Regions from separate parts of the Homo sapiens genome. Here all the other regions are linked to region 2. A link is a contact called in ENCODE Hi-C or POLR2A ChIA-PET data. All regions are on one chromosome and are shown on one strand. The core of a region is the stretch at or near the end of the contact, and the rest is flanking DNA. Distances in the headings are between cores, read along the strand shown.

Region 1 (2,700 bases), core at 2-2,501, 440 kb after region 2:
TGTGAGCATACTATTTCATTGCACTCTCTCCAACATTTGGATCATTTTATTTTTAACGTGCATACAGTACTTAAGACATTAGTCAGCGAATGCTATATCACTGTTGTTTTCATTTTAATATCAGGAGTTTACATCTTTCATATGATAATTTATTCCTGTGTCTGCATGTCTTCCTTTGTAAACTGGCCAACATTTTTGCTCATTTTTCTGTTGTTTTCCCCTAAAATTTTTATGATCCTACCTTAGAATAAAGATACAAGGTTTTTAGAAACTATTTGCAGTAGATATGACAATCCCTAGTTTTGAATTCCTATCATTTTACATTAATTTATGTCTGTAGTCAAGTATTTTCCAATATGATTTTCTATTACTTGAAAACTTAGTCCTTCATCCTCTAGAAACTTGGCAAATAGTAAAATTTACATCTGTGAAGTCTTTCTATGATACAATGCCTGTTTAATTCTCATTCATCCAGAATATATTTCAAGCCATGATGTAAATTGAGAACCTATACACTTTCTTTTTATTATTACTGCTTATTTATTATTTTATTCATTTATTTTATGTGTAGCTTTGTTCCAACAAGAATTTTATTTATTCATTATTATTTATGTAGTCCTTCTGTCTATAACATGTAGTTAATTCTTGCACAGTGTATGTAATATGCAGTATCTTTAGGCCACTGAGTGTACTCCACAGAAGTCATCCTTCTGTCACTGTAACCCTATCACGTGCACTGATAACACAAGTACTCCCAAAATGACCCAGTCTCCTTTTGAATTTGATAAATTGCCTGAATATACACTTAGGTAAATTTTAACAATACTTTGCCAAGCCTTCTACCCCACGAAATAATCCTAGTGGATTTAGTTTGAAATAGCATTAAATGTACAAATTAACTTTGAAACAAGTCCTATCTTCACAATGTTTTCCTTTCTTGACATGATGGGCCTTCTGTTTATTCCAGCCTTCTTTCGCATTGCTCATTGAAATTTGTGCCTTTATTTCTATCTGTTACATTTGTTTCCCATTCTGCCCCCACTTTAGTTTCACTTTGTATCTTCCCATTTCCTTAGAGAATGAACAGCCACACATAATGCAATAGGACTTTTATTTAGGGTAGATGAGAAATCCTAGATCAGTTTTCATTTTACTAAACAATTAGTTAACAGAAGCATTGCCTAAGAGGCCTGTGCTCTAACTAGAACGGCAGAGTTCTCCAAGTCATTTGTTTCATCTGGTTAATAACCACTTGAAAGCCCTGTGCTCTCTTTCAAGTTACTTGGCTCCATCTTCTGGTTTGAATTATGAGTACTTGGAGTAAGGGCAGTTAAAAGTTGCCAGAGCAGGGCTGAGACTGGGGTGAGGTGAGTTGCGCATCTAGGGTCCAGATTTAAGGAAGCGTCTGCTCTCAGGCCCCCTGGTGCCTCGTCCACCACACCTGGTCCCAGCCTGCCCCAGGGAACCGGCTGCTGTGAGCCAGCTACCATCTGGCAAGCAGTTGGGAGAGGGAGCCACCGTTTCCCCCATAGCTCTGCCCTGGGCCTGCACAGTGGGAGTTGCTGTCACCGTCCACAAGGAGCACTTGGCCCAGCCTGGCTAATGGGCCCCACTCTTGTTTCTCCAGGTCACTTTTGTGTTTTGTAGATGCAAGAGCCATCTACAGCTGGAACCGACTGACAGCCCAACACCATCTAAATGCTCTTACAAGATCCGTAAAGCCAAATCATTTCCATTTGAGAAGCACTTTGTCTGAACTGTGTTATTGGTCCATGGGTCATGACCTCCCTCTAGCCTGTGCCACCCTAACTGCCCTTAACTGTCCAGAACAACAACCACCCCTGCCCCTGAAGCCTTCCCTGAAAGGCTTCAAGCACAAGAGCTCGTTTTTTAAAAATCCAAGAAGAGCTGAATATGAGCAGATGAAAGCAGCTATAATAAAATGATTATAAAACCTGTATGGGAGGGGGGTTTAGATAGATGTGACACTTGATTCCACAGTCTTTCCATGCTGTTCAAATGCAGAGAGTAAAATATTTTTGGTTTTGTGCTATTTACACTTAGTAGTGTTCCAATATCTTTAATTTGTGAGTATTAAAAACATTCTTTAGTTTTATTATTTTGAAATGAATACTCAGTAAATCTTCCAAAGATGTAGAGGAGGGTTGGGTAAGAGAAACTTATATAAACGTCTTAGTTAACAAAGTGAGGGATATTCTCCTTAGTTAGAAATGGCTCTAAAAACCGAAAAACTAAGATTATAAAATTTAGAATGAGAGATAAAAGGAAAAAGAAAAGCAAAGCAAGGTTGAGGAGCAAATAAGAGGGAAGAGAACATCAGAGAGCAGAAATGTGGCAGGAGCAGGAAGAGGCCCACACACAGTAAGACCCCGGGACAGATTCGAGGCAGCAGACAGGGCTGGGGCATTCAGTGTGGGGCAAATGGGCCTCCCCACCACCACCCCACACAAATTGCTCACAATAATCCTCAAAATTAGCACTTAGTACAATCATTTTTGTTACTAATAATGACTGTATGCCTTTGAGAAAGTTGAGGCACACAGTTCCCCCACTTAAAGCAGCAATATTGATCTATTTCATTATAATGTTATTTGTCTCTTAAATCACTTGTTATAAAAGCAAATAGATATATCAACCCATAAAAGACACAATGGTTTACATTCTTCATGCTCTGAGTGC
Region 2 (2,766 bases), core at 5-2,504:
TTGTGCACAGGCACTCATATACATAGATTTGAAACAAAAGTATCACAAAACTTACCTTTACTACATATGATCGACATTCCTATAATCTTCCTCTATTCTATTCTGTCATTTTTTTTTTTTTCAAATACTGGTGGTCCATTAGTGATTCAAGGCCCATAGTTTGAAAAACACTGATATAAACGTTGGCTACTTTTTCTATTTAAACCTTAAAGTCAAAAGGGTCTGATTACGCCCTGTTTCCTTAGACAATAGAGATAAAGATGAATCCTTTTAAGGAAGCTACCTTCAGAGATCCAGGGGCCCTGTACCCATTCTCATAGGAAGCCTTTCTCAGTGATTTAAAGAGACTGACTCTTCAGCGAGGCCTCACCCGTACCCCTGTACAAGTGATTTCAAGGTGGTAACACGCTCTCTTCCAGATAATGAGGATGGACTTTCATTGATCGCAAATGATTTTCTGGCACAACTCTTGCTGGAGAAGAGAACAATTCATTTTTGGATGGCGTCAGGATCTCTTCTGACCTCAACAACGCTAACTAATAGTCAAGTACTACTTTTAAAAATTAAATAATATTTGAGTTACTCTTGGAGTATACTGGCTGGAAGGGCATATGTGGAAGGCTTTTGTTTTTCCACCTAGGTGCTGGTCCCCTCGGAGTGTTCAGTTGGTGAAAGATCAGTATGTACCACCCACTCTTCAAAACAACTCCGGGAACCTAAATGCCCATCAAGGACTGAACAGATAAATACACTGTGGAATATTCACACAATGGAATAATATACAGTAATGTGAGTGAACAATTTGTAATACAGTAATGTGAGTGAACAATTTACAATTACAGGCAATGTGTGGGTCGCAGGTTAAGGAAAAGGTGCCAGATACAAAATAGCACGTCCCGCATGATTCACTGACGTGAGTTACAAAGTAGGCAAAGCTAATCTATGCTTTCAGACATCAGAACAGTGATAGTGATTATACCGGGGCATAGTGACAGGAATAGAGCACAAGGCAGTTGCTGAGAGCCAGGAAATGTTCTGTTTCATGATCAAGGCACTGGTTACAAGGGTGTGTTAAGTTTGTGAAAATTCAGGACACATTAACAATTGCAACAGCTTTATAAGGAAATGATTGTTACTATTTCCATTTGTAGGTGGGTACTCTGAGGTTCAGAAAGGCTGATGACTTGGTCAGGCCACATGTTCTTGTAAGTGGCAGGGCCATGAGTGGATCCGGGCTGTCTGCCTCCAGGGGCCCAGGAGCATAACCAGCCTGGGGAGTGATACCAGCCTGGGAATTACAGCCCTGACTCTGTGAAGGAGCTTCCTACCAGGCTTTTCACATACCCTGTGATAATGCTGTGGCAGGCTTCCCTGTGTCTATTACACTCAGTCTGTAATGGAAATGCCTTACTTAGATCCTAATCATGGTGTTTAATGTATAAAGACAGAAATCAATCACACAGAAAGGCTGCATACAAATAACCAGTGTTTTGTACAACATAAAAAAGTAATTTGTATACATAAGCCAACATAAGACTAATCTAAAATACATAAAAATATATTGTAGAGTCCAAACTTTTTTTATATTAAATATCAATAGAATTTTTCAGAGTAGTATCACGTTTACAGATAAATGGAATACAAACTACAGAGTTCTGATATAACCCTAGCCCCCACCACTACCAGTTTCTTCCATTAACATCTTGCTTGTCTATTTCCTCAATGGCAACGGGACAAATATAAAAGCTTCCAGTTGCTGTCAGCCAGATCTTATGAGCAAAGTATCTTTCCTGAAAGGTAGGATTTGGCTTACATAATTGATGCCCTTTGATCATATCAAACTGCTTAAAATCCACAGAATATGAAATAAGAGCTCACATGTTAACTTTTGGCTGTCTTTCTAGGTATTTAAATAGGAGATAAAAGTAGACATTAATGTTTCATCTCCTCTTCTGGGAAAGCAGTGGGCCCTGCAAGTGGGCATGGGAGAATAAAGCTTGCCTTAAGATGTATACTTGGGAGACAAATATGTTCAAATCCCAGGTCTCAGTTGAGGCAGCCTTGAGAAGCAAAGTGTAGTTAGTACCTGTTGGAATGCTTTAGGCTGCAAATGACAGCCAGGTGCAAAGTGATAGAGTAGTGGTTAAGTCTGTGGACTCTGGGCCATATCTAGGTTCAAATCCTAGGTTCATCACTTAACTAGCTGATATAGAGTAATATATAATCTCTTTCAACTTTTTTCCTTTGAAATGGGAAATTAAATGTATAATCAGAGTGTACATGGAGTAAATTCATCTGACTTCCTGGAAAGAAACCTTTGATGAGGTCATACATGGAAAGATGATTGTATTAGTCCATTTTCATAATGCTGTAAAGAAATACCCAAGACTGGGTAATTTATAAAGGAAAGAGGTGTAATTGACTCACAGTTCTGCATGGTTGGGGAGGCTTCAGGAAACTTACAATCAAGGTGGAAGGGGAAGCAGGCACTTTCTTCACAAGGTGGCAGGAAAGAGAAGAGCAAAGCGAAGTGGGAAGAGTCCCTTATAAAACCATCAGGTCTCATGAGAACTCATCATCACAAGAACAACATGGGGAAATAGCCCCCATGATCCAATCACCTCCTGGCCTCGACATGTTGGGATTTACAGTTTGAGATGAGATTAAGGTGGGGACACAAAGCTAAACCATATCAATGATGAATAAGAAGAAAGCTTCAGAAACTCTTGGCATTGTATCCAAGTCACTTAAACAAGCTACAGTGGA
Region 3 (3,016 bases), core at 1-2,500, 340 kb before region 2:
ATATGGACCAAGGTTAAATGGGTATTTGCGGGTTGCCTTTCTATTTCATGTGAATATTTCTAGACAACCTTTCTTTTTATTATATTCTCTAATTATTTTTATGGTGTATAGAAATAGATGTTTATATTAATCTTATGTACTGCAATGCTCTCATTAGCTCTAATAATCTGTCTATAGAGTCTCTTGAATTTTCTATGTTGACAGACATACGGTCTGTGAGATTTATCTTTTGTTAATAATCATCTTGTTAAATCACATTTTCAAGAAGTACATCGTAACACAAGGAAATGTTCATGATGTAAATTTAAGTGAAAAGAGGGCAGGCAAGTTGTACAGGGACTTGGCTCTATTTATTCTTTCCTCGGACAAATAGAAGGCATCTGGCTGAGGGGTAAGTTGGGGCTAAAGCCAGCCTGAACTTTATGTACAAGCCATAACCCCTGGCATGGGACAGTGTCCACCTGCAGAAAAGAGCATTTTTACTAATTTCCACAAAGGTATCCTATGTGGTAGTCACTACCTTGATAAAACTACAGATCATATCATCCATACACGTAGTAAGCTTAGAACAAATGACTGGAAGGAGACACACGAAAGTGTGGCTGAGTGAGAATTAACAGAGGACAGTCTAGGGCCCTAGGGTGTCCAGAGGAAGACACCAAGGAGCCAAGGCCCAGGTTTTAGTGGATGACCCTGGGCATGTTCACTGGCACTCAGCGTGTGCTAGGATAGTAAAATCAGGACCCCACAACGTTGCTGAAGTTTGCACTAACAAAGGTGCTCCTACCAACCCCTCCTCCATGTAGGCCTCAAATAGAGTGAACATACTACAAAACGCACAAGGCCACTGTCTCCACTGGCTGAAACTGTGCAAGAAGAGCCTCAGCTTGAGGGTAGCAAAGCTCTGTCGACATCTCCAAAGTATGCTCTTCTGAGGAAATTCCTGGAATCTAAGATAATTACTCCGAGGGAGCTGAAAGGTTTACTGAACTTTGCCAGTTCCTGGCAGCTGCTTTGCACATAGCAAAGATAATAATTGTATAAGCTCCAGGAGCAACTTGCTATCAAAAGCCAAAAGGGAATGGAACCAAATGTAAACTTACTTGCCACATAAATGTTGGGGAGAAAGAATGACCAAGAGGTCTGGTATGTGAAGTGTGAGGCACTTATTTGAAAGTCGGATGTTCATATGTGCCTGACTAAACAGCATTACCATCCAAATCAGCACTTCGCGGTGGTGAGAATCCTCTCAGGATGTTCAAAGAGTGGAGAAGGTGACAAGAAAGTGGTGAGGCTGGGGCTGTGGTGGCTTACACTGTAATCTCTGAGAGCTGCTCCTTGGTCAGGTTCAGGGGTTGGCTAATGACGGTGATTCCATACTCCTCGGGGCTCCTGTCCTTAGGCAGGCTGGCCCGTAAGATGGCGTTGTGGGCCACATTGAGAAAGCTGACCAGGGCATGCCAGCCTTTGTTATTAAACCACACCTAGAGGGTGGAGAGGACATCTGAGACGCTGCACTAACAGCTAGTTAAAGCAGAAATCAGTGAAGGAAAGGAAATTTGAGAAGCAGGAAGGGTTTGGTAGCTGGAAGACATTCCTTGCTAGATTTCAGCAGGAGGAGGGATGGAATTTAATGAAGGTAGGAAAGTAAAAATAAAATAACCAGCTCAGGTAAATTTTTAGCTCCAGAGCAGATTATACATAGGTCAAGTACCTTAATGTTGTCTTCAGTTTCTAGATGTTTAAGGAAATCAGGTATTTCTTTAGAGGCCTCTCTAGTGATAGGGCCCTAAAAACCATGTAAACAAACAAACAAGACGGTTTTAATTTTTTTTTCCTGTTATCACTCATGAGAGTTTCTCATTCATGGTAGTTAAGCAAGTCAAAAATCCTACTCAAATCTCCAGTCTGTTTACATACCCCGCTCACATTCATGATCCGGCCAAGGTCGCTTAAAAACCCAACAAGTGCTTCCCCCGTGATGGGGACGACTGGGAGCTTTCCTCCAATGGAAATTCCTCCATACCTGACAAGGAAACAGGAAATCCTCAGACCAGGGCCACGAACTTCACGCCTACTAGTAGCTCTCTCGGGTTTTGTAGGGAAACATGAACTTTCGGGGGAATTGCCTGGACCAGCGAGCAACATGGCTCCACTTTACAAACCAGCTTTTAACTCTTTTCCCACTGCTGCTGCCTCCAGGAAGGAGTCCAAACCCTCATCCTGGCCTCTGAGGCCCTTCTGCATCTGGTCTGTGCCCCTCTCCAACTTCATCCTTCCTCAGCCCTTCCCTGGAGTGGCCTATTCTGGACATATCGAGTCACTTCCAGAGCTCCTCATGGCCCAGACTGCCTGCATGTCTCTGCCTTTGCATGGCTGCTAGCTCCCCTCGGCACCTTTCCCTTTTGGGAGCATCGAGCCAACTCCAGGTCCTCTTTCACATGTCACATGTCATCTCCTCCCATCCCAGCCAAGGACTCCTTTTCTGTGCCACCTCTGTGCTTTGCAGGTACTTCTAGCAGCACAGGACCCATCTTCATCCTGTCATCCCTACCTCTCGGGGCTTCTGTGCCTCACACCTGTTCAGGGAGGCCCTTAGCCTCTCCTGCCTGGACTTGTGCTCTGCTTCTTCACTGGCCCTGGGATCTATCTCCTGTACTGCCCTGGAAGTCTGAAGTGACTGTGTGGAAACACCAGTCTGAGTGCATCACTCCCTGGCCTCAAACCCTTCAAAGGCAGGGCAGAAGCCAAAGTCAACAGAACAGAATGAATTAGCTGGTTATACCAAGCAGAGGAGGAGCTCTTTCTCAGGGCCTTGAATCACTGCCTCACTCCTACTCTCTGTCTCAGCCGAGGCCCCACAGGTCCCTCTGGAGAGCAATCCTGAAAGCCAGATTTCATGTGTACGGTCTAGAATCTGCCCAGGAAAGCACATACATGTCAGCCCCGCACCTGTTCTGGAGGTGCAGTTCCTGAGGGAGGCTGGGAGGCAGCAGGCTCCTAGAGTCCCACTTGG

What was found. Hi-C counts contacts between places; a loop is a spot of excess contacts on that map. ChIA-PET counts read pairs that join two places held with the same protein, here RNA polymerase II (POLR2A). Pooled maps may share reads with other maps.
Region 1: a pooled map shows a loop between it and region 2 (2.2-fold over the local background). The contact joins two enhancer-like sites. A Hi-C loop is called at or near these places in 3 of 37 single-sample maps with no recorded cell type and 7 of 50 pooled maps.
Region 3: a loop to region 2 is called in a map of endothelial cell of hepatic sinusoid, with 5 times the contacts of the local background. The contact joins two enhancer-like sites. A Hi-C loop is called at or near these places in 1 of 168 maps with a recorded cell type or tissue (endothelial cell of hepatic sinusoid). POLR2A ChIA-PET finds 5 or more read pairs at or near these places in 1 of 52 experiments (activated CD4-positive, alpha-beta T cell).

What each region holds. Positions count from the first base shown.
Region 1 is chr1:94,800,885-94,803,584 of GRCh38, forward strand. The region is part of intron 1 of SLC44A3-AS1 (SLC44A3 antisense RNA 1); the gene reads right to left. Among named protein-coding and RNA genes, the nearest start is that of SLC44A3-AS1, 18 kb to the right of the region's middle. RefSeq lists enhancers at 1,410-1,489, 1,570-1,629. Within about 2 kb of position 1,252, at least 28 of the 41 ENCODE cell types and tissues checked have a DNase peak (open chromatin) inside an H3K27ac peak, as active enhancers do.
Region 2 is chr1:94,358,146-94,360,911 of GRCh38, forward strand. No RefSeq gene overlaps it. Among named protein-coding and RNA genes, the nearest start is that of ABCD3, 59 kb to the right of the region's middle. Within about 2 kb of position 1,255, at least 2 of the 41 ENCODE cell types and tissues checked have a DNase peak (open chromatin) inside an H3K27ac peak, as active enhancers do.
Region 3 is chr1:94,019,926-94,022,941 of GRCh38, forward strand. It overlaps ABCA4 (ATP binding cassette subfamily A member 4), which reads right to left. Exons shown (of 50, transcript NM_000350.3): 33 at 1,921-2,026; 34 at 1,715-1,789; 35 at 1,315-1,484. Among named protein-coding and RNA genes, the nearest start is that of ABCA4, 100 kb to the right of the region's middle. RefSeq lists an enhancer at 821-2,020. Within about 2 kb of position 1,251, at least 11 of the 41 ENCODE cell types and tissues checked have a DNase peak (open chromatin) inside an H3K27ac peak, as active enhancers do.